Regions from separate parts of the Mus musculus genome. Here regions 1, 3, 4, 5, 6 and 7 are each linked to region 2. A link is a loop called in an ENCODE intact Hi-C map of the cell type or tissue named here. Cell type or tissue: left cerebral cortex. All regions are shown on one strand. Links, peaks and the distances in the headings refer to the core of each region. The heading gives the core; the rest is flanking DNA.

The links. Hi-C counts contacts between places; a loop is a spot of excess contacts. Peaks named below come from ENCODE experiments on the same cell type or tissue, not always from the same donor. Only the 100,000 strongest peaks of a DNase experiment are listed, where the experiment ranks them.
Region 1: it touches region 2 in a loop (7-fold over the local background); 2 of 42 quality-filtered maps call a loop at or near these places.
Region 3: a loop joins it to region 2, with 2.8 times the contacts of the local background. A loop is called at or near these places in 6 of 42 quality-filtered maps.
Region 4: a loop joins it to region 2, with 11 times the contacts of the local background. A loop is called at or near these places in 2 of 42 quality-filtered maps.
Region 5: it touches region 2 in a loop (2.2-fold over the local background); 2 of 42 quality-filtered maps call a loop at or near these places.
Region 6: a loop joins it to region 2, with 3.0 times the contacts of the local background. A loop is called at or near these places in 2 of 42 quality-filtered maps.
Region 7: it touches region 2 in a loop (4-fold over the local background); 3 of 42 quality-filtered maps call a loop at or near these places.

What each region holds. Positions count from the first base shown.
Region 1 is chr7:90,884,411-90,888,931 of GRCm38, forward strand. It overlaps a transcript of Dlg2 not described here. Among named protein-coding and RNA genes, the nearest start is that of Gm39048, 130 kb to the right of the region's middle. In left cerebral cortex, for the core only: no CTCF peak of the experiment used is centred there; DNase peaks (open chromatin) are centred at 480, 2,331, 2,873 and 3,656; H3K4me3 peaks cover 2,020 bases; H3K27ac peaks cover 1,075 bases.
Region 2 is chr7:91,086,355-91,090,875 of GRCm38, forward strand. Dlg2 (discs large MAGUK scaffold protein 2) reads left to right here and starts at 4,432. Exons shown (of 23, transcript NM_011807.3): 1 at 4,432-4,521. In left cerebral cortex, for the core only: CTCF peaks have their summits at 2,747 and 4,000; DNase peaks (open chromatin) are centred at 3,356 and 4,214; H3K4me3 peaks cover 1,177 bases; H3K27ac peaks cover 2,042 bases.
Region 3 is chr7:91,213,091-91,217,611 of GRCm38, forward strand. All of the region lies in intron 1 of Dlg2 (discs large MAGUK scaffold protein 2), which reads left to right. Among named protein-coding and RNA genes, the nearest start is that of Gm24552, 28 kb to the right of the region's middle. In left cerebral cortex, for the core only: a CTCF peak has its summit at 2,796; no DNase peak of the experiment used is centred there; H3K27ac peaks cover 513 bases.
Region 4 is chr7:90,924,754-90,929,274 of GRCm38, forward strand. It overlaps a transcript of Dlg2 not described here. Among named protein-coding and RNA genes, the nearest start is that of Gm39048, 89 kb to the right of the region's middle. In left cerebral cortex, for the core only: no CTCF peak of the experiment used is centred there; DNase peaks (open chromatin) are centred at 766, 2,241 and 2,858.
Region 5 is chr7:90,938,541-90,943,061 of GRCm38, forward strand. It overlaps a transcript of Dlg2 not described here. Among named protein-coding and RNA genes, the nearest start is that of Gm39048, 75 kb to the right of the region's middle. In left cerebral cortex, for the core only: no CTCF peak of the experiment used is centred there; a DNase peak (open chromatin) is centred at 2,415; H3K27ac peaks cover 1,100 bases.
Region 6 is chr7:90,689,081-90,693,601 of GRCm38, forward strand. It overlaps a transcript of Dlg2 not described here. Among named protein-coding and RNA genes, the nearest start is that of Tmem126b, 220 kb to the left of the region's middle. In left cerebral cortex, for the core only: no CTCF peak of the experiment used is centred there; a DNase peak (open chromatin) is centred at 1,907; H3K27ac peaks cover 24 bases.
Region 7 is chr7:91,429,805-91,434,325 of GRCm38, forward strand. The region is part of intron 1 of Dlg2 (discs large MAGUK scaffold protein 2); the gene reads left to right. Among named protein-coding and RNA genes, the nearest start is that of Gm24552, 190 kb to the left of the region's middle. In left cerebral cortex, for the core only: CTCF peaks have their summits at 2,266 (motif pointing left) and 3,982 (motif pointing left); DNase peaks (open chromatin) are centred at 487, 1,988, 2,239 and 2,853; H3K4me3 peaks cover 303 bases; H3K27ac peaks cover 669 bases.

The sequences.
Region 1 (4,521 bases), core at 274-4,273, 200 kb before region 2:
TACAAGAGATCTGACTCCCTCTTCTGGCTTCCAGAACACCTCAGGCCCATGGTACATAGATATACATGCAGGCAAAACACTCATACTCAGATACACAAAATAAAATAAGAACATGATGTATTTATTCAGACCATCATGATACAGACTTTATAAAATTAATCATCTGTTCTGAATACAAACTAGTGAATATATCACCTGCATACTTTGTAAAGCATGTGATATATTTGTACTAAATTAACATTATATAAACAATACTGTATTTTTTTCCCAAGCAGAGACAGGATGTTCAGTTTGTAAAATGACTGCTCTAAACAACTCTAATAGAATCCCACTGGATGTGTTTATGAAGCTGATTGTATAAGGCTGTACAACGTTATTGATCCATACCTTTTTCAAATATAACAGAGGACATAGGATTCTTTTTCCTTCCAACTCCTAGTTAAGTTTCCTGGGCTCCTTTCCAGAAAGCCTTCCTGATTTCTGGGTTAAATGCCTCTGCTTTACGAGTCCAAGATAACTTCTCAAATCCTTACACTAACAGGACTGCAGGCTTTGACTTGCTTGCTTTTGTTCACTGTGAGTCTACACATCAGTAATTTCTTAGGTATATTTTTTGAATGGACATGCCTAGACCAGATGATAGGAAGATAGAATAAAAACCAAGTATGAAAACTAACCATAAACAGCTCAATTTAATAAATGATAGAGGCATAAATCTATCAGCCCTCCCACTAACTGTGCCTTAATGAGTGACTTGGAAGTGCCTACAGAATGCCCAGACTGATGTTAGACTAGTTGCCTTTCATATTTTCAGAATCTTGCAGTTCAGAAAGTATTTTCATCGAGGTCCACCACAGTCAGAAGACAAAAGACTCATTGGGCTCCCTTACCAGTTTTCCCCAATTCCCTCCCCACCTCCCTCTTTTGGCAGACTGCATGCACTTCCAAGCTACCTTTCTTCCACATTCTCTTTCAAACTTCTGGCTACCTCTAGTCTAATATGATGAAGAAAGCCATGGACTTAAAAAAATTAAGAGACATGATCTTTATTGTTAGCATGGAAGTTAGCTACACAGTTCTTTGGAAATTTGTTAAAACGTGTCTTTTGTCATCCTTAAAGCGCTAGGGGAAGCAAAGCTGACTGTTTCCAACATGAATGACAATCAGAATTACATACATATTAGGTGATCCACCTGCACTGGGGAAGCGCTCTGGTACCCAGGGATGCTCAAGGACATGCTTTCCTCCTCGAGGATAAGCTTAGGGCATATGAAGCTAAATTAACCACTGAAAGGAGCTAGCAAACGAGGAGATCGAGATGTAAAATGATGCTCCTGTAACCTTTTCATATCATTGAACTGTAAGATAGTTACCCAATTGAATAGACCACAGAATAGGTTTTATTTGTATTGCTTAATGTGGAAATCATCTGAAGTTTATTATACCTGTAGGGTAAGAGTTCAGAGAAAATTATTTCTAACCATAAAATACTTTTGAGTCACTTTAAAAGGTTATATTGAATTGAAAGTCAGGTGTTTCTTTTCATCCCTCCCCCCACCCCCCACCCCTAACACATATCTGATTTGCTATGAACTAAGGAAAAAGAATCTTTAAAAGCGCACTCCCATTTTGAGAGAATAATGACATGTCAGTTCCTGACACATTCATCTATTTAGCAATTGGGAGGTTATTGAGGTTTGAACTTGAATAATTCATGAAAGGTAGGAAGAAGTCTTAAGACTCTTATTGAAGTGCACCTTGTTAAAAAAAAAAAAAAAGAGGGTTGGTAATGAGGGATAAAGACGCAAAATATCTTGACCAGTAAGTTGAAATGTATGGGTCTCTAGACATTTCTTTTCAATGTGGCTGGAGGTCCAGGTGACTAGTTTTGTTTCTAGTGAAAGGTGTGTGTGTGTGTGTGTGTGTGTGTGTGTGTGTGTGTGTGTGTGTGTACCATTCTTACTGATCCACCAAATACTTTCTTCCTCTTTTTGAGTCCAGCTTGCTCTTTGCTGTCTCCTCTCTGTCTGCCTCCTCCCACCCTTGGAGCCCTTACCCCATTTCTCTGAGCTCCCCTGCCTTAGGTGGTTTCTTCCCAGGGGGTGGGGATGGGGATGGGGGTGGAGTGGAGTAAATTATCCAGAGAGTGATGCTTGTCAAGTACCCCAAGCAGCTTCACTAGGAGAAAGGGGGGTACTTGCGGGAAGGGGAGGGTTAATCATTTGGTTGTTAAAATGCTGCAGAAGGGCGCACAAAGCTCCGCCCACGTAATAAGTGCCTGTAGACAACCAGGCAGGAGAGAAAAGTTTGGGAACAAGCTCATTTCTCTCTCTCTCTCTCTCCCCTTTTCTCGCAATGTAGAACTTTTGGTAAACACATTGAAGCTTCCTCCCACCTCGATTTTATAATATACTTTCTTGTTCAAATACTCCGTCGTTTGCTTACTGGTGTATGCGGTAGACCACACGTATGGCTGCGCAAGTGGAAGGGGAAATTGAATGTTTTTCCAAGTCAAGCGTCAAAATCTGCAGCCTCTTTCTGTACCTGGCCAGCTTTTCCTTATCCAGCTGTTAGTCATTTGTAAGCAGCCGCCCTTGTAATCGCAAGTGAATTCAACTGTGATGTATGCAGCACCGCGTGCACCATTGCTTTCCTTCACATCCTTCTAGTCATTGAGGCTCCCGGGAATCAAGCTCATAATAAATAGCTTTTTATTACCCAAAGCCGCTGTTCTGGCAGCCGAACGACAGTCCTTTGATAGATGGGCCGGGTAGTTTTATTGTGTTGTGCTTACTCAGAGTTGTTAGCAGTAAAGAGAAGGCAGCAAAAGGGGGGTACTTTGGCAAAGGAAATCTTATGAGTAGAGCGGAGCAGCAGATCAGAATTCAGAAACAAGAGCGAGAGCTGAAGTGTGATTCTCGGGCGGGCGCTTGGTCTAACACTCATCTCCAGGATAGAGCAGTGCCGGGCACTCGCGTCAGCCCTGCTGCCCTTCTCGGAATCCGCTAAGAGATGATGCAGCCTTGGAGCCCAGCAAGCCACCAGGAAGTTTTGCCGGATCTGATTCCTGGGGGATTTTCCCGTGCCTAGGAGAATCCTGCTTGCATTGAGCTGTATGGAGGGCTCGAGTTTCCCATGAGGGGCCCCCCTTGGGAAAGCCTTCTGTGCAGAATCCAGACTCTGCTTCTCTCAGTGTGCTATTTACCCAAAGGCTTTTCCTCACCTTTGCTGGTTTGCTGGTGTGATTTCCATGCACTGAGTCCTGTGTAGGGATCCAGGATGGATTGCCTGTGCATTGTCACCACAAAGGTAGGCTAGGAAACACAGCTGTTTCGTGCAGCATTTTTTTTTAAATCTATTATTATTCCGGTCCTGTAATTAAACAGCTCTGCTAGATGCTGTCAGTCCATAAGATAAAATGATTAGTGTAATTTACTTTGCTGGGCATGTTGTTCCCTAAGAGGGTGTGAGGGTCTTGTCTTTCTGTGATTTCAACTTCTTAAAGTGACATTGTGTGTTTGTGCAAATGAAAGGCAAATGTGTCTGTTGGTTTTTTTTTTCTTTTCTTTTCTTTAGTGGTAGGTTTTGCTTTTTCATCTATTTATAGCTGGTAATTGAAACATCTCTCATAGTAGTGCAGCTCACACATCGTTTTACCATACCATATCTGGGTCTTTCTAGGTGGGCTAATTAGCTTTTCATTTAAAAACCGTGTCTCCTATGCTTGAAGAAGCCAATCAGCTTTACCGTGGCTTGACATATTGTTCCTGATTGGAGAATTCTGATATTCTGCATTTTGGTGATTTCTTTTAAAGAAAAGAAAAAAGGCCTGAGGTAAAACAAAAAAAGTACAATATTTAATCTTTGATTGAGTCTGTTTTGACTATAATCAAATAAATTATTTGTACAGTGAGATACAGAAGTGAAAATGGAACAAAATAACCCTTTTCGTGGAGTTATTTACAGAAAATTAAAACTTCTAAATTGATTTTATTCTGTCATCAATTCTAAATAGCATATTAAATGCACTTAAATTCCATAATCACTAGTTATTGGAAAAAGTTATGTTTATTTATAAAACACTAATTAAAAGACACTCATTGGCTTATTTTTTATTATGCATGAGGGCATACCACAAGTTAGCATTAGCCATTTCTTTTAGTTTGTCACATTGATTAGACACCATTAATATGAAAAAATAAATACTCTAGTATGAAAAACTCAGTAAGTGTAGATCTCCAATGCTAGTCTGCTAGTCCTAGTAAATTTTGAAGCCGCTGGTGAACTTCTACAATGTGTCATATTAAATATTTTCTCCTTTACAGACCCTCTCAAACTTGAAGCTTGATCTTCTACAAATTCTTAGGCATCTATCCTAAAAGTATTATCTCATGGAAGATTAGGTTGATAGTAGTAGATTTAATGTTTGAAAACATCTAGTTGGAGAAGTTGACAGACTTCCAGATCATGTGAAGATTTATTTTACTTACATTGCACAGTGTTTCATTTTGTTTTTACTGT
Region 2 (4,521 bases), core at 272-4,271:
TAATTTCAAGACAAGAAAGTGTTGTGTCTACATGACCCCTTACTCAACAGGGTTGAGCTTCCACTCAGAATTATTTATTTCATTGGTACCAGGAGTCAGACAATGACATAACATAATAGAGAATTCAAATTTTAATGAGTAATAGTGAAGTTTCATAAAAATTGATTATATACTGCCCCTCACATAAGCGTTTGTGTAGGATATTTTGCTGTTAGAACATCAGTGTTATGTAGCTGTGACATACCATGTATCTTACAAACCTGAGGTACTTACTACCTGTTCCTTTAGTGAATGGCTTTGCTGATGAACAGTAGTCTAAGGCAGTAATATTAACTTTATCTCAACTTTGCAGCCAAAGAGGAAACTTTATAAGATACTGAAACCTAGGTCCTTCCCCAGAAAATTTAATCTGTTTGATTTGGATTATAACCCAGTGGCTATTTAGCATTCATACTTATCTGATCAGGTTTATTGTAACAAAACAAAACAAAACAAAACAAAACAAAAAGTTCAACTTACAAAGATATAACTAAATGCAAAACAGAACTTGGGAGCCCATCATCCTAATTTTACAGATAAGAAAAATGATGCCAACCAATATGAATTGCTTATAAATATTAATAAACGATGCCACTATTGTCATATTTTAACAAACTATACTCTCATATTGCCTTACCTTTTCTTTCTTTTACAAATCTATGTTATTTTTATGAGTCATTTTAGTTTTAACTGTGTATGTGTATGTGTGTGTGTCTGTGGGTCTGTATGTGCACGCCTGTACAAATCTGTATACAGATGTCCACAGAGGCCAGAAGAGGCCATTAGATCCCGTTAGGTTGAGGTTACAATTGGTTATCAACTCCCCTACCTGCAATGATGGTTCTGGGAATCAAACTCAGGTTCCTTTCAAGACAACAAAAACTCTGAAACGCTGAGGTATCTCTCTAGTTCCTAAGTTATGTTTCAAAGAATTTTTAAAGTTTCAAGCCAGGGGCTGGAGAGATAGTTCAATTAGTAAAGACTTACAGTGAAAGAACGGGGATTTAAGGTCAGATCACCAGTACCCATAGGGGGGTTAAAAAAAAATCATGAATGCTAGTATTGCTTTTAAGTGTCCTCAGGGGCCAGCCAGCATACCCAAACTGTAGGGTGCCAGACTCTTTGAGAGAACAAACTTCCGAAAAAATAGGGTACAGAAAGTTTGAGAAATATCCCTGACACTGACATCTGACATTTACATACATACACATATACATGTAGAGCTGTCTTCCCATCTCTGTGTTGGCCCCCATGTGAACATGTATTCTCAATACCACATGATATACAGAGACCTGGGTTGATTTTTTTTTTAAAAAATGTTATTAGTTCTTTAAATTTTATTCAATGTGTTTAGATCATATTCTTAGAGGTTAAATCATTACATTGAAAGGAATCAACAATTAAAAAAACATTTTCTAATTTTTATGCTTTTCCTTAAATAAGAGTTGGAGCATTTTTAATATATTTGTAGTCACTTTTGAATTATTATTTTATCATTTGCTTTGTAAAATCCACTTTATTTATTTATTTATTTATTTATTTATTTATTTATTTATTTGTGATTTGTGAAAGGTCCTTTAAGGAATTTCCAATCAAATATGCTGCAGATATTTTTCTATTTTTATTTACTATTGTACATTCTTTGCCAAAGCAGATGGTTTATATTTTTTATAGTATAATTATCTTTCCAAGGGTAACATCTGTCCCCTCTTCAATCTTATATAAATCAAAAACTATATTTTCTTTGAATATATTTGCAGTTTCATTTTTTAACTAATTGACTCAACTAGGTTTTTGCTGACATGATTCATTTTTAATATTCTCAACCACATTATGAGCTACACATTATTCTGTTTTTCAAATGGCCAACAGTTTGACATGGATGATATTTTTCTGAGATTACTTACTTGTAGTATTGAAATATAGATTTGCTCTACTCCCTTCAAAACTCTGTAGCCAGTTAGAATTTTCTTTTACAATAGTAAATATTGCTCTTATTGTGGATATACTACTAGAATGTAGTGTTTGACTAAGAATAGAGAACACATTTTTGATATCAGACTTACTGTGTGAGGGTGAGTTGGGGTATGGGTGGCATGCTATGGTATGTGTGTTTGTTGGCTAGGAGACAACTTACAGAAGTTGTTTCTCTTCTGTCCTTGGTCTAGGGAATTCAACTCAGGATCTCAGGCTTTTCTGCAAGCACATTTACCCACAGAGGCATCTTACTAGCCCATTAATAAATGACTTTTCTATTGGACCCTGTGATTCAGGTTAACGCTTCATTTCCTACAAGGAAAATGATGAAAATGGCCATTATCCTTGTATTCTTAAAGCTAAACAGCAGATCTTCGACTATAGCCCAATTCTGCACTGGGATTCTGTGAGATAGGTAAGGCCACTTGAGAGTTTTAAATAGGTCTTCAAGGCCATAGTCTTCCTTGGAATGTACACACTTCAAAGCTTGGCTGAAACTCTAAGTTCTTCCAACTTCACTTTGGTCTGTTTCCTACCAGTGTGCATCTCTGAGATTGTGACACTTCCTGTCTCGTCCTGTATTGGGGTACCAAAAAAAGGCTGGAGACCATCAAAATAGCAATAAAAACAAAGAAAGTGTCTTATACACTAATTCCAAGCGAAAATTTTACTTAACAGTACATTTGTTGATTTTTTTTTTTCCTGAGAATCTTCTGAACCCTAGTGGAGACAGGCAGTTTTAAATCGTCCCCGTGTTTACCACAGCTTCCGGTGTTTGTGTTCATTTACTGGGAAGAGCTTCAGGAGAGGTAACCTGCTATGACCTCTGGAGAGGGAGGCATTATGAACTGAAATGACAGGCTCTGTTTTGAAGCCATTAATAAAAGTTGGGGAGTGATAGGACCTGGGCATCCATTTTTTAAACTGCCCTGGAAGTCACAGTTATGCTACAAGCACTTACAGTTTGTAATTACCTAGTCTACTATGACAGACAGAGCTGGGAATCAAATTAAGTGGCTCCCTTCTCTTTCATTGCTGAACAATCTCCAGCTTAAGCCAAGGTTGCTTTTCCTTCTTCCTAAAAAAGCCACAAACAATGACAACCCAAAATAGCTATTTAGTCAGAAGTGACGACACTTTCTGAACGCTTATCATTAAGAGGGAAGTAGAAAACCTAGCTCTTTAATTCCTCTCTCTGAATTCCCATCTACCCTCTGAAGCATTCTCACCTCACTGCCCAGGAGAGATGCCCAGAGACTGCCAGAGAGCATCAGCACTGCTGCAGGCTCCAAAGGGGAGGTGGCTTATGCAAAACACGTTAAAGAAAAACCCTAAAAGTCACTGCAGCTTTTTCCCTGTGAGTGATGCGGTTCTTCCCTGTTGCTGTGGCAAAGACATCACCAATCTTTTTCCTCCCACTATTTTTACTGCAGTGAGAACTGTTCATGTCTGCTCGCATTTCGCCAGAGAGCTTTAGAATTCTAGCTGAGCATTAGGGCTGCCTGAAGCTGGAAAAAAGAGTTTAGAACCTTGCCTTGGCTGAATAAAAATCCAATTAATTTGCAGTATCTGTTGCTTGTCAAGGATATCAACAGACAGTAAGACCTGAAAATGTTTGTTAATTAAAAATCCCCCCTCCTCGTGGATTCATGGGAATAGAAGTCTCTCTCTCTCTCTCTCTCTCTCTCTCTCTCTCTCTCCCTTCCTCCCTCTCTACCTCCCAGGACCAGCTAAACATTTTATATCATTTTTTCATCCCGCTGGTTGAATTGTCCCCCTGTTTTGTTCCAATCCCATCCTGTATCGCTGATAGTTGTTTATCAACAAAGCATAGCATTGGAGAATTTAGATGCATGGTTTTGTTAGAGAGCCTAACAACTTTAAATATCCCTGGAAGACAGACCTGATGATATGATATCCCAGGACAGGGCAGTAAGAGGTGGTACTTCCTTGCCCTGGAGCTGGCGAGCACCCCTGGTGGACCCAGCTTAGGTTTTAGGGGACTCTATGAGACACGGAACCTTTTGGTCCTGCTCTGTTCCACACAGAGAAATGGAAGAGTGAGGCATGCTTGCAGTGGTTTGTAGTATTTGCCAAACAGGATACTGCATCAGAAAAGCTTGGAATGTAGTGCAGAGCTGTTAGGCTACAAAGGGAAAAGGGTTCCCTCTTCAACCACAGTCTGCCAGATGCAATCCCCTGGTAAAGTATCTAATAGGACAACACTCGGGCTCCCCAGAAATATAAGTAACTCATTGGTTAAATTTCAATTCTTCACCTTTCCCCCCCCCCCTCCTTCCTGAGTGAGCTCATTCCCCCCTCCTTTTTTTCCCCCAGTGATTTAAAATGCTAGAAGGAAAAGCAACTGAGGTTCTAACTTTCGGATGCTGAATCCTCGGCTAATTGAAATTACTGGGCACAATGCTATATATAGCCAATGAAGAGATTCTGAGCTCTCACTCAGTGCCTTCAAGACATGTCGTTTTGTAGTCAGAGGAAACAGGG
Region 3 (4,521 bases), core at 326-4,325, 130 kb after region 2:
ATCATTTGATATTGGAAACCCAACTGGTATGCTACTCCAGGGAAGAATATTTCTCTCACTCAGTATTCTCTAGTTGTTTGTACAAACAACAGCAACCACAATTACTACCAACGTTAATAACAATAATAAAATAATAATAATTTAAAGTACCACCTCAAGCCCCTTAAGTACAGCATAGATTGTGGATATAGAAAAGTAAGGCTGGGTGGTAATAAATATTTTAACAAAGGATTGGAGGAGACTTGTGATGCTTTGCTGATCTATACCAAAACAACATTTGAGCACATTGCAAAATCTAAATGACTACTAACAATTTTTAAATATCATGGCTAAAGGCACAAATATGCACATAAAATGTAAAGTCTTACTTTCTGTTTCTAGTTATTGTTCCATTTCAAATGTCCCATAGGATAGTAGAGAAGTATGAACTATAAAATATTTATTCGGAAAGAGAGGCCCATTGGACACACAAACTTTATATGCCCCAGAACAGGGGAATGCCAGGGCCAAAAAGGGGGAGTGGGCGGGTAGGGGAGTGGGGGTGGGTGGGTATGGGGGACTTTTGGTATAGCATTGGAAATGTAAATGAGCTAAATACCTAATAAAAATGGAAAGAAAAAAAAATTTATTGATCACATGATCTCTTGGTAGAATTATATGAGGATATATAACTGTTCATAAGGTCCATATATCAAAATGCAAATAATATTATTTACACCATTCAATTATTTTTTTCTGGTTCTTTAATGTTTATGGTCTTTCTTAACAGTTTCCTTCTAAAACCAAATAAAGTAGTTTTATGAGGAATAAAGTTATTGGATATTTTTTTATTTTTATAGACTACACAGACTTATTTTACTGTGATCCACGACTGTTACAATGAGGTAAGAACTAGCTGCCGTTCATTTATCAGTTACTATATTAAGAGTGCTAAATTGTGTATTTTATTGCATCTTTACAGTTTTCTTTGGCAAACTTGATTCATATCTCCATTCACTAGTGAAGAAAAATACATAAGCAGACAAGATGCTTTTCGTTGCAAATTTAAAGCACACAAACATTCTCTGCTCATCACCACCATTCTCGGTGCTCCGGAGGCTGACCAGGACTTGCTATGCTCCTCATTTCTTTTTGGCTGGCCTATATCTAGCTGTTTGTGTGGGTTCAACCAAAGGGTGGCCATTATAAAAGATCAGAATATAAGAGAAAAAAGGCCCAGAACATTTGTTCCCTGCCCTTGCACTGGAGGTCAGTGGTCAGAAGATAACTCTGGTTACTGCAAGCTTATACCTTTTCCCAAGTTTTCAGTTCATGTTAGACTCCTGTGCTTGCTTTTTCTCTTTCCTGGGTCCTTAACTGTAGAAAATGGCCCTAGCTCTGCTTCTGCCGTCTCGGTTACCTTGTTATCCCCATCCTTTAAAAGAATGTCATATCTCCTCCCACAAAACTATCTTGAACATCGCTTTTCAATTGCTTCTTGTTTCCTCTGTGTACCCCAAAGACACAAAGAACTTATGCTGCTATGTTGGAAGGTTAGTTCATGACATAGCTGTCAGTCCTGGGAATTCTACTTCTGCTCTGTCTGATTCCAAATTATAAGTTTGCTACTAATGTTAAGATGTGCTTAATATTAAATGGTACCAAAGTTATAGAAAGAGTTAACCATTCACTAAAAACAACTAACATACACTCAGGGGATAAGCTTTCAACTGGAAGGATTTTAGAAATATACTCTCAGCAGGGGCAGAACCAGAAACCCTGAACATGTAGACATGGGAAAATATATGGCAAATTGTTCACCATTAGCAAACCATGAGTGTTCAATGTGGCGGCTTTGCTTTAACCAAATCATATTGTATCCCTGATCACTACAACATCTTCGAAAGGGTTTAGCTATTTAAGACTTGAGTGTTTTATAGTTATGTCTCAGGATGACCACAATAGCTCTTTTCAGTGTAGGCATTAATAAAAGATAATTGACCTTGGTTCCCATGGTTTGCTTTCAGCTAAGGGACACAGCTCCCATCATGGTCAATTATCTCATAGTAATTCCAACAACAAAAGTGACTTCTGCTTAATTAAGCAGTTCTCTAATGACCTTCCTGGCCTGGAGGATGTAGCACAGCACAAATTAATGTGACCATCTCACATGGGCTGCTCAAATACAGTGTGAAGTATTTTCTAACATGGAATGATTTGCCAAATTAACACCATGAAGATTTGATACTGAAGACACTTTGAGGATGAATTAAAACTCACTCTTTTTTTTTAATTAGGTATTTTCTTCATTTACATTTCCAATGTTATCCCAAAAGTCCCCTATAACCTCCCCCCCTCAACTCCCACTTCTTGGCCCTGGTGTTCCCCTGTACTGAGGCATATAAAGTTTGCAAGACCAATGGGCCTCTCTTTCCACTGATGGCCGACTAGGTCATCTTCTGATACATATGCAGCTAGAGACACGAGCTCCGGGGAGTACTGGTTAGTTCATATTGTTCCACCTTTAGAGTTGCAGATCCCTTTATCTCCTTGGGTTCTTTCTCTAGCTCCTCCATTGGGGGCCCTGTGATCCATCCAATAGCTGACTGTGAGCATCCACTTCTGTGTTTGCTAGGCCCAGGCATAGCCTCACAAGAGACAGCTATACCAGGGTCCTTTCATTCCTGTACTTCTACTTCAATGCAGATAAGATAGAGTGCTCTGTCTTTGTATGTAGACTCTATCTCTTTCAGTCACTCCCCAGCCTCAGTCATCTGAGATGCTCAAAATTCTCCCAAAATTAATATTAACAACACTGCACCCCCATGTGGCAGCAAAAATTGCATCCCTGTAAAGTAATAAATGTTCAGAGAGACCTTCTCAATATTTCTAAGATTTCTAATCTCTTTAGAAATGTCTTACTGACATAAGAATTTTTTTATAGGATCATAAAAAAGAACTTATTAGAAAACACTAGAGTGTAAAACTGTACAAATCTGCTTCATCTGTTTTTTGTCCTGGCATAAAATAGTTATGTCAACCAGAGGAGAGAATAAATGTAAAAAATTGCACAGAGAACAGATGTCAATAGTACATTTTTAAAAATCCATTTTACACTACGGATCCTGTTTAATTGAAGGTGGGGGAACGTATACTGGACTCTTAGACAGAAGACATAGTTTCTAGAACATGGACATCTTCTTGCTGGTTCTGTGGCATTGAACATCATTCACAATCTTAGTATTCTTATCTGGAACAATAAGAACACCTTTTTAAAAATGTTTTTAAAAGCATTAAGGATATAATAATGTTTTATTAGATTATGCTTTAAAGTCTCTCCATTAGAGTGTGCAATTCTAGTTGCATCTATAAATTGTATGACTAGCTAATTAAAAGCTTCAAAGGCAGTGAACAGCACATTTAAACCACTGTCTTGAAAATTATTCTTGCTTGTATACTGTATGTTTTAAAAATAAAATATTCACACCTATATATCACATATCCATTGAGTGCATAGAAACAGCAATGAGTTCACTGTAAAGCCAGTCATATTTCTGATATAAAATGCATGTAGGTGGCTCTTTGTTTTCTGTACTTTGGGTCTTATTCTCTTGTTCAATTTTGTATATGTGGTTTGTTCTGTAAAATCATATTTTACTCAACATAATGCAAAGTCTGGTCCCTCAGTAGCAGACATATATTCAGCAGACAGACTAGATTTCTCTCTATTTTATGTTCTATTTATCTTCTGGGATTCAGAGAAGATATATGAAAGAGCTCTGTATAAAATGGGCACAAATGATAGTGTTGTTCAGTGTCCAGCAAAAGAACGAAAGTGTGATATTATTTATTCTCCTTACTGTTTTTAAATAGAATAACCAGGAAAACAATATTTATAGAGAATGAAGTTGGAAAGCACATGAGTATGAAATATAACAGACTGGACAGGGGGAAAAAAAGTCATGTTTGCATGTTTGCTGAAAACCTTTGATTTTCACACTTTCCACTACAGTTTGACAGGTAAAATTGAGAAGGGAAAAAAACAGTGCAAGGGAAAATAGTCTCAGGGGAGCTTTTCCTCTGGATTTGAGAAACCGACAAGGGATTACACATAAAGATTCGTTCTAAAATACAAGGTTAGCCCTCGCCTTGACCCTCTTTCACTCAGGCTTTGAGAAGCTGTAAGTGGGGTTGCAGGAGGTCTTTGTGTGCTGTGTTTGAGCATACTGCCCAACAATCCTGGGAAAGGGCAGCATTTCTACATTGTTCCCCCAAGGAAGGTTGAAAAACTAGTCTGGAGAACTGATTTGCAAACTGCTCTTCCTAGATGATTTCCTTTGTGTCCTTTCTGCTCATTTCCCATACAGTCTTCTATGCACTACGTACAAAAGCTGTAGGACTAAGTTCAGTTTGCATATAGGTAACTATTTGGCAATATCATTTCAGTTTGGAAGCACAGAGCTGCCGCAAGTCCCCATGAGTCTCTCTGTGACTAAGCCAGAGGCCCCAAGTCCTCATGAGTCTCTCTATGACTAAGTCAGA
Region 4 (4,521 bases), core at 328-4,327, 160 kb before region 2:
AACTTTAATTGCTGCAGTTCTTCCAGGAGGTCCTAACTGGCAGCATGTAATGTGATCCCATGTTTGCTGTGTAATAAAAGCCCCCACCCCAGGCTAAGTACAACACATTCATTTAATCAAAAACTCAAATTATATGGAAATATTCATGTCTCAAAACGGTTACTACTCCACTATGTCCATAAAGAAAACTATATATAAATATTTGAAAACCCTTACTTGCTGATCCGTGTATATTCAAACACCTCTGAACAAACACCTAAGTAAGAAGTTACTGCTATTTGTATCTGGATTGGATGAACCTCTCAACGTATGGGAAGTAAATGTGCTAATTTATTTTGATAGTTATTTTAAATTGCATTTTGGTGAAGCAAATATTTTGCATAATCTAATATCCATGCCTTAATTAAATATATACTATAAAAACACTTTCTTAAAAGACGTTCAGAGAAGCAGTTTGCCTCTGCAATGAATTTGGTCACACACCATTGTTCTTTAGGTAGTGTCAGCATTTTCATTAAAAGCTGTACTCTATTTATAGCCTGGAAGGAAAAATGCATTCCGGGCTAAAACTTCATGTACAAAATGTTTTTCCAAAAGCGGTTTTGTAAGGTACACATAGATGGAAGTTTTATAACTGTCTGAAATCTCAAGGTTTAGAAGGAAACCCATGAGAAGCTGACAGAGAATTTCATTTATTCCTGCCTCATATGTATCAGGATAGCACACAGCATCTGGGATGAGAGCTGGGCTATGAAGAGAATATAGTTCTCTGTCACGAAGCCAGAAAGTCAGGATTCTTGGATTTCACTTCTGGTTGGTCTATTTGATATAGATCAGAAGCAGCATGGATTCTGTGGTCACTTAGAATGAGGCTACGATTCCGTCTCTGCTGCTTACACAGTTTGGGGAATTTCTTAAGCCTGTAGGGTGAGCAGGATACACTCACTGACAAGTTGGATGTCATTGGACTGTGCTTATTTCTTTTTTAAATTCTATTCATGGCTGTTTGAAACTGCATATTCCGTTTTCCTCTGTTAGTGGGAATCCTTATTCTGAAAATTTATTTTAAATGAATGGTTTTTCTAAATGTATTTTGCCAAAATGAAGTTTTCAGAGAAATGATACAGTTAATTCCATTCCACCTTTAAAGAAGGCAAAGTATGGTAGATAATATATGAACAGCTCACATGATTTTAGAGTTGTCTAAAAGTCATCAATTTTGTCCCTGCAGTTTCCAGTCTAGGGACATTTATTACCTTACTCTGTTGACGAAATGAGCCGAAATTGCCATAGTTGACTTGAATAGATATTTGGTAGTCACATGGATAAGATGAGCCCCTTATAAAGATATATGGAATTTTGTAGGATACAGCAAAGCATTCTCTTTACAGCTACCTAGCTAAAGAAGAACCATCGGAAGGACTGGGAGTTTGCCGTTTTTTGTTTTCAGAATTGCTGTATCCTAGAGCTAGTTCATCATAACAACATACATTATTTAGTTTGTACAAACCTAGCTTATAATTTCTGGCTATCTCATTTCATTCATAAAACAATCTCTTCTCCTTTTATCCTTAATTAATTTGGTGTATGTCTGCAATATACTTACTATGCCCAGATACTGTAAATTCAAGTGGAAGAAAACAGGCATTGTTCCTTTCTTCATGGGGGAAGCAGAAATAGAACAAGTAAGTGTACGTGTAAAGATAAATCAGTAACTGGGGTAATTGCTATTCAATTCAAATATGTTTGAAAAGAAAATGATGTATAGAAAGACATCTAAACAGAATGCTAATTAAACATATATTTAAAAAGTAAATCAACTGGGTGGGGAGAGAGGTGAGAGATGGGGTGGGGGCAGAGAATGGAGAGAGCTATTTTGGCAGAATGAATAGTATATACTTACACGTGTTACAGAAGGTTGCATTTCTGAAAAACCAGAAGACCACCATGGGAGTAAAAAAAATAAGATTAATGGGGAGTGGGAAGGATAGGCAGTGGTAGAAGACACAAGCCAAAGCATGTTCAGAACTTCACTGAAGTGTTACAGTTTGTAAACTGAGCAGGGAGGAGTGGGTGAGTATATGTTGGAGTTCTGAAGTTATTGTTCTGACAGCTATATAAAGAACAGGTGGGAAATGAAAACATAGGTGGTAGATGGTCTCATTTAAAAACATAAAAGAATCTTTTTGCAAAGATTTTTGCAGAAATCCGGACAAAAATAGCTGTGGTGTGAATTATCTTGGTGGTGGAAAAACGAGAGAGATGAACAAATGTGTGGTGTTTGTGGACAGATATTCCAAAACACGGGATGATTGCACAAGTAAGTAAAAGGAGGAAGTGTGCTGTCAGATGAATTCTGCGCTTTGATGCAGGTTCCTTTTAAAAATAGTAGAGGGGGGAGTACGGAATCTATTGAAACGTCTCTAGACAAAAAGTTGAAGAAGACAAGAAAGCTAGTAAGTAAAGCACAAATTCACAGTAGATGATTTAGCAAAGGGGTCACGGGACAGCGGTTTCAATAAGGTGGTAGTGCTGAAGAGTAAGTAAACATGACCATTATATATATTTTGCACTAATAAAAGCTTACTCTCTGTGGGAAACCATTGATGTGCAGTATGGAAAACAAGAGGTTACATATATAATAGATGTGTTTAATTAATAACAAAAGTCTCCTTAGAAGATGGAATAGATGAGAGCTAAGGACTGTGTCCTGGTTGGTGTCTGATATGTAAGTGCAGATGGGTACGGAGAGGTACTTGAATATAGAAGTAAGTTCGAATGTGCCAGTGGGAAATGTTGAGTGGGATGTCTTCTATTTACTATGTGAAATTGCAGTGAGTGGGCCTGACTGCTGAGAGCGAGAAGTGGGGAGAGGAAGGGACCAGATGGTAGAAGCATTAGTATGATGCATAGCAGGATTAAATGTCTAGAGGAGATGAATGCAGCTTCCTAGGATGAGCTTAAAATGAAAGAAAGGGTTTCTCTCCGACCTGTGGATAGTGCTGTCAGAACAAATCACTGCAAGGTGGTGTCTCTCTGCTTTGAGTTGGCTGTTGTACAGCTCTCATGTACCATCTCACCATACCACAGGCTTTCCTCATTTGGCAGGGCACTCTCGCTGTTAAATGTGCCTGTCTAGTTTCTTGTAAGCACAAAGGGCACCTCCAGGACAGAGAATATTTTTAACATCTAATGTAGTGTCACATTTGTAATAAAGATTACCAAGAATTACTGAACTGCTAAAAATAAAATCAGGTCAGACAATTACATAATTCATTGTGCATAGAAATGAACAAAACAACAATAACAGTTCACCAAATTCCATGAGACTCAGAGCTATGAATGGCCCGAAGCTCTGCTCATAACAGTTGGGGCATAATTCATAAAAACAAACAAACATATAAACAAACCACAAAAAGATGAAGGACTCTCATCATTTTCATGATGGGTGAGTATTCTTGATCATTCCTTTTAAAACAAAAACTTCCTATATTTGCTTATTGCTTGTTGGTCTGATTTTACTGAAGCATGCAGAGACTAATATAAACTTATGTTTAGTTTTTGATCAAATTACCTTTTAACTGTGGTTAATGAACAAAATTAAAGTATCTTATTAGATACATGTCACATAGGGGACAAAATTTATTTTTGGGAATGCAGGACAAAAGCATTCACCCTTTTACAATTTGGGTTTATACAATGAAATACAGGTATGGCAAACATTTATTTTTCTGATTAAACAGTGACCACCTTTGTTCTTTGAGAATTGCTATGTGCTACTTGTTGGGATTGTTTTTATTTCCAGATCCTCCTTAGAGCCTTACAGGATGAATCATAACCATATAGCAGAATATTCTACTGTTATGCACTTTCTTTGTACCCTGATTTCTTGTGAGAAGTGGCCGAACCTTCTTAACTTTCTTTTCTGAAAGGTCAGCATAGGCCATCACCTGTGCATGGTGCTTGGGAGACATCCTTAAAAGTGAAAACTGTGAAGTTCAGAAGACAGTCAAAGTCAATGGGATCTTCTGAGTCTTCACTGTGATGCATGTCCTTCCATTCTCAGCTCTTGGTCTCACTGTTGACCAAGTGAACTGGAGCTGAGTATTTCTCTGAATGTCTCCCTGTCCTACAGCTTTCTCACATGATTCATTATTTCCATGTAACGGAAATGGTGTAAAATTAACTGATCTCCATTTTTATTTCCTATCTGTGCTACAATCAAGTATATATATAATATGTGTGTGTATGTATGTATATATATATATGTATATATATATATATATATTTTTTATTTTTTCTAGACAGGGTTTCTCTGTATAGCCCTGGTTGTCCTGGAACTCACTCCGTAGACCAGGCTGGCCTCGAACTCAGAAATCTGCCTGCCTCTACCTCCCAAATGCTGGGATTAAAAGCATGTACCACCACTGCCTGGCAAACAAGAACATTTTAACTGAATCCTCTTATTCATACTTCTCATATGTCAGTGCGTGAGCAAAACAGTCTGAAAACCACAACTCT
Region 5 (4,521 bases), core at 145-4,144, 150 kb before region 2:
GTCTCTCTCTCACTCACTCACATAAATACACACAATTGCTTTAGAATGCATGCTTAAAGCAATACTGTTAAAATAATTCTCTAAACTTAAACTCTCAACCATGCGAATTTTATATTAAATAAGTTTGGCTTTTTCAGGTGTAATTAGGTAAAAGGAGAACCTGTTCTAGTTTTTTTTTCTAATGTCTTGTGTGACACCTTGTATAATCCTCATGTATTTACTGACCAGATCCAACTTCCGTCCCTTAGATTGCCTACTACCTTTCTAATTCCAACTTAATAAGCAATGGAAAGAAGGGCACAGTAACCCCAATTATGCTCAGTCAGTTTTAATGTAATCATAATCAAAACCTATTGCCATAGAGCATTTTTCTCCCAGCTCATTTATTCAACATTTTCTTCTTTTGTGATTCAACGTCTGATTTAGTATAGTCCCTGGGACATATGCCCTGGGACTGGGGACAAAATATGTGATGGTCACCATGCTCCCACTCATAAAGCTTATAGTGCAGAGGATTTTATCACCATCCACAGGCATGCTTTATAGTAGCATTGCTACCCTTTTCAAAAGTACTGATGATTTTCTCTTTACTTAAAAAAAATGGTGTCCAGTAATACATTATCATTAATAGACGTGGCATTTATTGGCTGTGGTGCGTGCATATACACACACACACGTTATAGATGTATATGAACAAATGTTTATTCCAAGGTATGTTCCTGAGTTAACAAAATAAAAGGATGAATAGATACTTCTCTCATCATTCAAGCCTGAATCCTGATGGCATAATTTTTCCCCTGCTAATGATACATCAGGCCCCTCATCATTTCCCTATTGTTGTTGAGTTCACATATCTCAAAGAACTTAAAGATATTATCATGTAAGCACTGATACCTTCTAAAAACTTTAAAAATATAATTCAATGACAGAGAAACCACATTTATTGATGTTTATTGAGTGTTTATCCATGATCTCTATGTGAAAATAGGCAAGGAAGCATGCCTGCAAGTTGTCAGATGCTCATATATCAAGTGGTGCTAACGCAATTGGAAGCTAAAGACAAACAGCTCCAGGTGAGCTTGAAGACGGCAGGAACAAGACAAGCACCACTGCATCCCTCAACAGGAATTCTACTAAGATTTTTTTTTCTACACTTAAATTTTGTACTCTCCATGGTAGCCTTGTAGCATGGCTATTTATATGCCAATTTTATAAATGAAAAAGGTTAAGAACTCCCTAAGGAATATGTAGTCACCACTTGCCCCAGATGACCTTTTAATGCAATTTCTTGGCTACTGCCAGTAAACTGAAAACATTATTGATGTCATTATCAGAGGGGATACTGAAAGATTTTATGGAGTAACTGGCAGGGGACCCCTTCTGCTTTCATAGTCCTTAGACACAAGACTCTGACAGTAAACAGGGTAATGAAGAAAATTTACAAGTTACTGGGGTGACCTTTATGAATGAATCCCTATTTCTTCTGTTCATGTTAGTATTGGAAAAGGGATAATATATATATATATATATATATATATATATATATATATATATATATATATATATATATTAAGGACTAAGGACTTTATGTTTACCTAATACATCTGTAATAAAATGTCTTCTCTTGGCCATCTTCAGGCTTGTGTTTGAATCAAAATGATATATGTATATCTGACAACTTTTGTTTCCATTCCAAAAGAAAAGGCGTTCTGATTTTAAGTACTGGCCTGAACCAGATGGCCTCATTTCAAGTGCATTTGGTTGTTGACTGTTTTGAAGCTTTATAGGAAGAGAAACCTTTGTGAATCATGATCCAGGATATCTGTTGATGCTATTGAATGATGAAAATGTCATCCACTTGAAAGAGTGATCAGTGTTCTTAGCCAAATTTGTGGATGACATTTATAAACATGTTGCTAAGGAGAACTATTGGCAGTACACACACTCTGCTTCTCACGATAGAATATATTTTTTTTAAGATAATGGACTTTAGAACATCAAATACTAATAGTACTGTTCTTTGAGTTCCATTAACTTGATGACCCTAGAAGTTATTTAATTTCCCTGAGCCCTGACATTCTTATTGCAGATGTGCTGGAAAGTCTAAACCGCAGGCTGCCACAAGGACTAAATGAGATGCATATGAAGCCTCGGCAAGGAGTATTTGTTGAATATGACCTGTGACTATTATCGCTTAAATGATCTGAAAGTTAGTAATTCACAGAATATGGTAGGTGAAGGTCTGCATCAGTATTGCCTAGAAAGTTTGTTTGAGAAGGCAGATCCTCCAGTCGGAATCTCAGAAGACAGTAGGAGTGTGAGGATGGAATCTATGCATACCCGCTTCTGGAGCTGGTCCACACTGATGTCTGAGAATCATGGCCATGGAAAGATTTGGAAAGATGGTAAGGTATATTCTAGTTCAGCAACAGTTATGAGTGTGCAATGTGGTAAGAGATGCCTTAGCGACAAGTGAAGGGAAAAGAGGCCTGCTTTTAAATTCAGCAAGAGCACAATAGCCATTGTTTCCATCCTAGGTACAACTGTCACACCGAGGACAATGAAGTGAGGAATGATTACAGATAATTGTCTATTCCCATTTTATTGCAAATTCACATATGTTCACAGAACCATTTTTTTGAGTGATATAGAGATGCAAATGTTAAATTTATTCTCATTCCATTTGTGTTCTGGCATGGACTGAACTGTGCAAAGAAGAGATTTTTATCTTCTCCATGGATTACATAAAACCAGGGAAGGATGACTTCTGCTTCTTTTTAGAAAAGCATTTTTAGAGAAACATTTCCCATTTCTGAGTAAAGCAGAGAGATGTACAGAGAGTTAAATAACTGTTTGCCTTCAAGGCTCAGGCCAGTCTCTTCCAATCATAAGAATCTCTAGATTCGAAATTGCTCTTTAAATTGGACTTTAAGGCATATTTCTGCACTCAAGTGCCTGATATATATTTTTTTAAGTTACAAAGACCGGTTTATATTTGAGAACTTCCCTTTAGTTGAGACGTAAATTCTTTCAGAGTTGAGTCTCATCATTAACAGCAGTGATTTAGTAAGTTCACACGAGTTTTAATTGAAGAATTTGCATATTTCCAGTTAAAGTTCAGATTTCTTGTAATCAAGATGCATCCAGTTCTTCATAAGTGTATCATCTTGTCACTTTCAAATAATTATCAATATTTATTTTTATTGCTATCTATAATGTGGTTTATTCACATGTGACATTTTTTACTACAATATAACATTTTTCTTTTCTTTTTTAACATAATACCATCTTTTATCACAACAATATAAACAATTTCTATCATCAATCTGAATATTACTTTATAAAGATATATATTTAAACACTTTCAAACAGTTTTCAACCTAGCATCTGAAAATAAAGCATTATGTATTCTGTATATAGTAACACATACATGTGATAAGTGTATGAATTTACAACCATACATTTTATATATATATAAAACAAAGTTGTCTAAAATTTAAGGCTACCTACAAGGTTGTCTAGAAAAATTATGCTTGTCAAAAAACATTTTTCTTATGTGCAGTCAAGTCTGCACTAACCTGTGGGACATTTTTGGCTGGTCAGACTTGGAGTCAGCCTACATCATGGAAAAGTATCTGGTATTAAGAGTCTGCGTGTCATCTCGATGATCAGTTCTTTCATATGCTTGTCATGAAATGACCATTAATGTTTAATGTCCAACCCTGGAAATATGTCACTAAAAGAAATGAAGATATGAATAGATTATTACCACTCAGTAACTTAATGAACAATGTGCTTGATAGTTCTGAGAGTCTTATGTAGAACCTGATTACTATAGCAACTCTGTGCTGTAGACTTTGTTATCTAGTTTATAAATGAGGAAATAGTACCAGAAAGAAAGTAACTAAAGTCTCAAGGTCATACAGCTACCAAAGTAGAATGCTTAGATTTTATCTTGGGACATGCACTATGCCCCTTTTAAAAACCTGATTTTGAATGAGAAGACCAATTTACAGGAACCTAAATACCAACATGAAAGTAAAAAGTGGTAACACTGTTGGAAACTCCAACATGGCAAATGCCATAAAGCTGTGAGCAGATGGAACAAGAAAACTGATGTAGCAAGAACAGTCAGAGTAATAGAATAGAATAGTCTCTAATGGGGGGGGGGGGTAAGTACTTGATTATGCTTGTACAGTATAGCAGATCCCAATGAAAGAGCAGTGTTTATATTAAATCAGACTTGCATTTAAGTCACAGCCTTTATGCAGGGCATATTCTCCTTTGACAAGTTGCCTATTTTGCATCCATAATAGTACCCATTCTGATGCTTCTGACTGGGGAAAGGTGAACATGGTTAGAGAACAGCACAAATCAACTGAGAAAACAATTGTTTAATTAGTGATGAGTTAAGTCATCTTATTTAATAGAAGAAAGGCCCTGCATAGGAATGAGAGTGGATAGGAAAATGGACAGCATGGAACTAAAGGGTTTGCTTCCTAGGTAACAACTGCTTTAGCA
Region 6 (4,521 bases), core at 184-4,183, 400 kb before region 2:
ACTCAGTAGAATAGTAATTGCAAGATATTTCAGCTGCTGGCTATTAAAAGGAGAGAGAGAGAAACAGTGTGTACAGTGTGTGTGTGTGTGTGTGTGTGTGTGTGAGAGAGAGAGAGAGAGAGAGAGAGAGAGAGAGAGAGAAATAAGCAGTGTTATATTAACAAACATCATGCAAGGAGTTTGTAACCATCAGTGGTGTCTCAGCTTATAATGATGAGTCAATAGTTATTCTCCTTTAAATATCAGCCATTTAATGACAGTTGTAAACATTGTTTCATGCCTCCTGTTACTCATTCCCTCTGTGTGAATTCTCTTATATGAAAACAGCATGAGCATTGTTTATTTGACATAAGCTATGTTGTGTTATGTGTGTTTCTCATCTTAGTGAAGTATTCATGAAGTAGCAGAGATGGATGAGGTCAAGACAGTCAAAAGGCCAGCATGGATTGGTACAAGTAGCTTACAAGGCCTCAACAGTAACTGAGGAGCTATTGATGGTTGACAGTTGTTGGGAAACAGGACTCACTCTTATTTGGGGGTGTGACCACAGAGAGGTTGCTCATCCTCTAGTGCATAGCCCTATACCTATGAACATAAAAACAATACTAATTGGATTGAGTGTGTTATTTTTACAAAGAGAGAGATGACATGAAGTTGGAAGGGAGATGTGTTAGGAGGAATTCAGGGGGAACTAGAAGGTAATAAGGGGGATTAAAAATATTATTTATTATGTGCATTTTTGAAATTCCCAAAGAATAAATTTAAAAGAAAATTACAGGAGAATATTGGAATATAAGAAATATTGAGGTCCTTTCACTTGACTGAAAACTGGTACAATTAATGCTACATGTTTTCAGTAACTATACACATATAGCATTTTTAAAAAATTATTTATAGTAAAGCTTAACATTAGTGAAAATGGCCAGGTAGCTTTCCTTTCAGAGGTGATTTAAGATCTTACACTTGTTCAACTATGGCTTTGGTATAAGGTCATCACCTGGGGCATCTATACCAGTGATCCAAACAGATGAAAATGTAGCATGCATTACTACAAAAGATGCATTTATTGGCAAGATCAGGAATATGCCACTTAGCTCCATGATAAAGCCTATGACTCAACTATATGACCATATTTAACTGCAAAAGAGCAGCTGTGTGTGGCATATTTACAACTCTGTATTAGTTACTTTTCCTGTTTCTGTGATTAAAAATACCCCAAATGAAAGCAACTTAAGAGAGAAAAGGTTTATTTTGGCTCTTACTTGAAGGGTACAGTGTGCATCATGGTCAGGAGTCAGCTCATCAGGAACTTGAAACAGCTGATTATATGGCATCCATAGTCAGAAGGAGTGTGATGAACCCTGCTGCACAACTAGCTCCTTCTCTTAACTCAGTTCAAACCCAGGCCAGGAAATAGTGACACCCTCATTTAGGGCAGATCTTCCTATTTCAGCCTCAAGAAGTCCCCTAGAGGCATTTCCAGAGGCTATTTTCCTAGATGATTCTAGGCCATGCCACATTAAAGGCTATTATATGCCATCACAAATTCATTTCTTGCCAACTTGCCATTCAAGAATGTCAACTTTGAGTCACACTTACATCCCCTGTTCATTACCATCTCAATGTGAAGTGAGAGCAGTTCAATTTCAGGAGTAGTCATAATCTTAAACAACTTCAACACTGTGTAAAAAATCTAATCTCTCTGGGACTCAGATCAACATATGAACCCCCACATAATCAACAACATATTGGTACAAAGTAAACATTTGCATTCCAAGTGGTAGGAATGGGAGCAGAGTAAAGAATGGTCAGATCTAAGCAAGAACAAAATCCAGTGGAGCAAACCTTAAATCCTCCCACTCTATGACCAGTAGCTGGGATTCGTGGTGAGATCATCTATGTTCCAAAGGGAGTAGGTAGCTTTACTCCTCCAGCCTCACTGCCTCTCTCTTGAGCCAGCTCCAGTCAGTCCATGCAGATTGTCTGGAGATGGTCCATAGTTCTGGCATTTATAGCATCCTGGGTTTTCATTTCAACTTTGGCTTCATTGTCCACAGTTTCATGAAAGGAAGCTTAAGGGCTTCCTTACTGGGTCTTTGACCCTGTCATACATTGCCTGGCTTCAATGACTCTTTAAAGCTTTGGAGGAAGTTTCCATGATTCTCTCCATCTGACACCTTTCAGGTTTATAAAACTAGTAGCATACAGACAACACTACCAAGTTCTGCTGCCATGTTATGAATGGAGCCTACTCCTCTTGGTTTCATTGTTAAAGTAGCACGTGTGTTCTAACCATGGTGAAAGTTTTCAGGACCACGGAATCTCTTCAGTTTAGACTTTCTTTATTCAAATGAATATCCATGGAAACAAGGTGAAACCTATAATGGGAGGGGCTTTGTCTAAAGCATACTCTTCTTATTGGCTCCCTGAAGTTGTGAAGATCTCTTTAACAACTATATCTGCCTTCTCACAACTATCCTGAATGCTTTTCTATCTTGAAATTTCTTCTGCCAAAGAGTCATCTCAGTCTTCCATCTTTCATAACTGCAAGATCAGTGCCTCATGGGTGATGTTGTTCAGTTCTACTGAGAGTGTGAAATAGAGCCTGGGAGTTCATCATGATAGGAAATCATGGTGGCAGTAGCTTTACATGGCTGGTCACATTAGATCTGCAATTAGAAATCAGAGAGATCTATGAATTATGCCACTCAGTTCACTTTCTCTTTTTTATTCAATTTATAACCTAACTCAAGAAATGATGCCTATATTTAGGGTAGGTCTTCCTACCACAACTAAACCTTATAAAAGAAGTCCTCATAAGCATCCCAATAGGTCACCATACTCAACAATCCTCAGCGGCTCCTTTCATGGGTAATTGAAGGTCCAGTCAAGGTGACAATCAGCATAAATTATTATGATGTTTAAAAAGATTTTGATCACTAAGGAGAATTGTAGTGCTAAAGAATTTCAGGGCATTTTAAAAGATAAATTATATCTTAACACTTTTCTAAATATTTTTCTTTTCAAGTCATATCTATCAATTTAATGGTGATAGCTGCTTGGTATTTAGAAAATATTATAGTATAATTTTCAAACTGAATAGATAAAATACACTTTGAGGGTTCATGGATCTTAAATGGTTTCTATCCTACTATTTGTCTCTAAAATCTTTAATTTTTCAAGCTCTTGGGTAAAAATATTTCCAGAAAGTAAATGGAGAAAAATTCCCTTGAGTTTGATTTTGTTCAGAATTTTGTTTATCAGTCAAACTGGAAATTTTTAAAAAATATTTTTATTAGGGATTTTCCTCATTTACATTTCCAATGCTATCCCAAAAGTCCCCCATACCCTCCCCCGACTCCCACTTTTTGGTCCTGGCATTCCCCTGTACTGGGGCATATAAAGTTTGCAAGTCCAATGGGCCTCTCTTTCCAGTGATGGCCGACTAGGCCATCTTTTGATACATATGCAGCTAGACTCAAGAGCTCCGGGGTACTGGTTAGTTCATAATGTTCAAACTGGAAATTTAAGGTCTGGATTCTTTGGTATTTAGAAGTCTCCTTATGCTACTAGCAGAAATGAATTATTTTTCAATAAAATAGTGGTCACCATCAATTATATATACATACACATCTTAGAAAATAATAGCAATTAGCGTTTATTTTTAGATTCCTTTTATAGGTTTGTGATTGGCTTTTCCACAAATATGGACGATGTTATTACAAATAAAGTATTATTATTCATCATTCTCAAATCTTAAATATAGTTATTCCTATACAACTATATAAAATAATATGTTTACATTGTAAAAGTCTTAATCTTGAATGAGAGACTATAGCTGGATAAAGTACACCATAGTCTGTTTTCATTGTATAGGAATATCCAGGATAAAACAAAGAGACAACTGAAAAGGTTTTGAAAATCCTTTGATGTTTGATGGTTAACAGGAGGAACATCTCTTGTGCAGACAGTGTATGCAGAAAGTCGGGGTGATGAAAATGATGTGTTAGTGAATATTAACTAGGTGTGTGTAACTCGAGGACAGGAGAGCTATGAGCTACTCTATGCTCATGCACACCAAGGTGTTTTAGTTATGCTCTAGAGTTTAGCAAGAAATACTGTTCGGTAAGAAAGTTTTAAAATTTCAGTAAATGAAAAAATGATGAATTCCTAAGGGTTCTGGAAGGAAGGAGAAGAAAGAAGACTTTGAGACCAAAAGAAATGAATTCCAACACTTGGTGGGTAAATGATGTGATTTAACTCCCCATTATCTGGAGGAAGCAAAGAAAACATTGAAGTGTGCCCAGCAGGAGGGCATTTCACTTTGGTGTATATATCAGATACCAGAGACAGTTTCATAAACTATCATGTGAAGGGGACATAAAGATATGTTTTTGTTAATTCTTGAAAGTTTTATAGTGTAGAGTCTTTAATTATTTTTAGTATGTGCTTCTCTGCTAATCTTAAATGTCACCACTTGCAAGTTATTTAAGCTTGGCACAGCTGTAAATAACACTAATA
Region 7 (4,521 bases), core at 355-4,354, 340 kb after region 2:
ATGGTATCATGGTGTTACTCATTCTTCCTGGGGATCACTGGGCACACAGGCCTCCTCCCTTCCTTGTAGAAAGCTGCCATCTCTCCTGGAAGGGTCTTAGAGGAGTCCAGTCAGATCCCCTGAGACTCCATTAGCTCCCAAGGCCACGATGAAGCATTCTTCTGAATAAAGTTAAGTTCTACTTCTTCCAATTAACAGCAGATGATGAAAGTGCCTGCCAATTCTGTTGCATTTCAGCTGGGTGTTTTGCTCTTGCTTGGCCATTTGTAAAATGTGAACCTTCCTAATGGGGACCTAGTTAGTCATTGGATTAATGAGTTTCAGCTGAATTAATCGTGCCTAGCCCACTGTGAGTGTTCAGTAATAGTCGCTAGCAATTTATATGCTGACTTAAGTTGCTCCATTGAAGAACATCGGCTGGAATCAATATTGTGTAGCTGTCCTACTGCATTTGACTTAAAGAAAAAGATGACGCCTGTAGATTTGGAGCTCAGATTATATATAGCCCTGTAGCGGATGTTCTCTGAATCGTAAAAGGAATTTCAAAGGGTGTTGAGACTAATTTCTTCCTGTGAGTTTCCCACAATTATACAAGATGGTTAAGTCCAAGGTGATAAATCTTTTGGAGATAGGTTCTTCTTCCTACAAGTTTATCTATGTGAATATCTACCTTTATCTGTCTTTATCAGTGTTTCGTTCCTCATTAGTGTGGTGGCTAAAAATGAGTAGAGGAAGTTTGTCACAAGCAGCTTGTTAAGGCTCAGTCCAGACCCTCGTTCCAGACAGGTGCTCAATAACTGTAATTTAATTAATTTAAAATTAAAATAGAATTCGAAAGTTTACAAAAGTTAGTGGAAAGTGTCAATGAAAGGCAAAACAAAAAAATTCCAATCAGCAAAGAGTGACATTTGCAGATCTTAGGAGGTGAAGTTTGTGCTTTGATTACAGCGAAACATATGGTGCTCCATGCCTTATGGCAAATATTTGCATTTTGAAAGCTTTTAATTAGAAGGAATTACAATTCCACAGAGATCCCCATAGCTCGAGAATGGAGTTTAAAAAACAAATCAATATTACGTGTTTGTTAAATTATAACCTTGGTGGGAAATCAATAAAATGCTTGCTGAGAGATATATTTGAGTACTCAACTGAACTGTGGCAATTCTTGCCAAAGGCTGAGTCTGATTATTTATTTAAGCATAGTCATTAAGTGAACTACTTCATTATATCGGTATATTATAATGACTCTTGTACACATACATTGCAGGGACACTAGTTCCCAAGCTACGCCATCTCCAGCTTCCTTGCACTCTTCCTTCACTACCCCTACCTCTTGTTACCACCAAACTTTATTTTTAATGACTTCTAAGTGATTTGGTTAAATGACAATGAGAAAAAGTACAAGTTCTATACTGTAAGTACGTAGTTAGTTACTACATAAAGTGTTCAAAATTAATATATTTGCCTTCTCAATACATCGGTAGTAGATTCTAATCTACTGTGCCCTAGAACCCAGCCAAAGAAAACTCTCTTCTGACTACCCGTTGGCCAGTAGAAACCAACTGAAAAGAGACAGATAAAAAGGTATATATATATATATATTTACTGAAATTCGGCAGTTCATTTGGCGTTTGAAAACGTGTTGGGAGAGTGTAACTTAGAAAAGTCTTCGTATGGACTATAGCGAAGCCACAGATTCAAGTTTGCAAGTCAGTCAAACAGGAACAAAGCAGAAGTTCAAAGTCAGTGGCCTTCAGCGAGTCATGGAAGTCTGATTATCAAGGTATATCAATTTGGGAGAAATGAAGCACAACTGGGCAGTATCCTAGGGACTGAAAAGTGGATGAAATCAGTGGTGGTGGTGTGAGCTTGGAATGTAGGAGAAAGGAAAGGAAAGCCTGGGAATTAGGAGTCAAGGCAGTATGAAGGAGGTCCTGTCTGTGGGGACAAGGAATCGGTGATATACGCTGGAAATAAGGAGCAAAGAAGTGAGGAAGCAAATACTTCACTGACGGCTCCGAAGGTCAACGCAGCGGGGAGGGAGGAGACAGACAGAAGAGATAGAAAAGAGATAGAGGTGGATGGTGAGGGTTATAAAAAGAGATTAAAATTTGTAAGAACGAGCCACGTGTGCCGCATCCATAAAAATAAAATAAAATAAAATCTTTTGATTGCAGCTTTTTTCAGCTAAGTCCAGTGCATTTAGACCTCTGTAGAAACTTTCATTTGAATGTGCTTAGCTCGCCACCTTGTGGCCAAAAGCAGATCCTGCACACAGAAGAACCAAAGCTGGAAGCAAACCAAACCCAAAGCAATTAGTGAAATATTTATCACAAATATTTGAGACAAAACGTTAGCAGAAAGTTCATTCCTAGAATAAATATCAATAAGTACTAAGATAAACCACAAACTATCTTTTGGTTTGATATTTTGCTCTCTCAAAACTCATTTATAATTCATATGTTGATTCAATTGTCTTAATCTTTTTTTTTTAATTAGGTATTTTCCTTGTTTACATTTTCAATGCTATCCCAAAGGTCCCCCATACCCACCCCCCAATCCCCTTCCCACCCACTCCCCCTTTTTGGCCCTGGCGTTCCCCTGGTGTTCCCCTGCATATAAAGTTTGCAAGTCCAATGGGCCTCTCTTTGCAGTGATGGCCGACTCCAGTCAGAATGGCTAAGGTCTTAATCTTTATATTAGCTGGGTTATAGTTATTTTCCAGGATGATGCCAGTTTTTTTTTAAACTTTTATTTGTTAGTGTATGCATTTGGGCCTATGATGTTTGAGTGCAGCCAGGCATGAGCATGACGTGGTGCGCGTGTGGAGGTCAGAGAACAAGTTTTCTCAGAATTAGCTCCATCATGGGATCTTGTGACCAACACAGGCTTCCAGGTTTATGTAAAAGGAGATTTTTACCCTATGAGTCATCCCATTGGTCTGATAATACCAAATTTTACTAAGAGTATGAAGTAACCACAGCTCTCGTGCATTACAACAGAATGCAATATCTCAGCCAATGTCCAACTACACCACAGAAATTTGATTCTCAGAATTCCATGCTCTGACATATGCCTAAAGAGTCTTTCATACATGCACCAGGAAACACAGGCAGGAATACTGCAGAAACATCTTTAAACTTTTGTTATTCTTGAAGGAAAATTCATAGAAATAGTACATATATTCTCAGCAGAGAGAGAGAGAGAGAGAGAGAGAGAGAGAGAGAGAGAGAGAGAGCGCGCATTATTGTAAACTGTATAATGAAATCTTGTACAAATTTTGAAAGAAATGAACTAGGCTGACACATATCAAGATGAGTGAACTCTGTAACATTCTGTAATATTATGAAGTGTAGCTACAACAATCCTGCTGATTGTGCAATCTTGAAGCAGACAAAACTTAAGTAGAGGTAGATGAGTGCCCACCTAATGGTAAGAGGTGCCACACATAGGCTGTTAATCTTGGGGATTATTAGAAAGCACATTTAGCCAGTCCTAAGAAGCAAGCCAGTAAGCAGCAACCCTTCGTGGCCTATGCATCAGCTCTGATCTCCAGGTCCCTGTCTCATTGCTTGACTTCCTTTGATGATGGGCTGGCATGTGGAAGTGTAAGCTAAAGTAAAGTCATTCCTTTCTACAATTCTGATCCTCAATATGTTTGACCACACCAATAGAAAACCTAAAAATGACACTCTGTTACTATTTCAAATAGTTGGCTTTAGGCTGTGGATCTGGGAAATCCATAAGATTGTTTAGAATCCCTTGAAAGGTTTATTCTTAATTGCAGAAACTTCAGTTTTAAGACATTTCAATAGAGACTGGAGAGATGGCTTGGCCATTAAAATTTCTTTCAGAGCTGGAGAGATGGCTCATTAGTTAAGGGCGTGGCCTGCTCTCCCAGAGGTTTTAGCTTTAGAGTTCAATACTCATCAACCACATGGTGGCTCACAAACATCTGTAACTGGATCTGACGCCCTCTTCTGGTGTGTCTGAAGACAGCGACAGTGTACTCACATAAAATAAATAAACCTTTTAAAATAAATTCTTGCTGCTCTCATAAAAGATCCAATTTCAATTTTTAGCACACCTGTCATGAAGATCACAAGCACATATACTCCAACTACAGGTAATTTGATCCCTTTTCATAGTTTCAGCAGGCACCAGTGCAAGGTATATGTGTGTGTGTGTGTGTGTGTGTCTGTGTCTGTGTGTGTATCTGTGTGTATGCATGTATATGCATACGCACATATACATATATAAATACACATTAATAAAAAGTAAAATATAAAAAGATGCATATATGCCATAGATGTGTAGCAATATAATAATAAATTGACATCCGTGGAAATTTATAGATTCAGTATAAAACTTCTAAAGAGTTAAGACTAAGTGTGAACACCCAGGGGCCTCTGTTGAGCATACTTATTTTTCTGTTATGTTATTCTCTGTTGCTTATATAGCTACAGGGGACGGTTACAAACACATGAATCATTTCATAACGAATCTCAATTGATTTCTTAC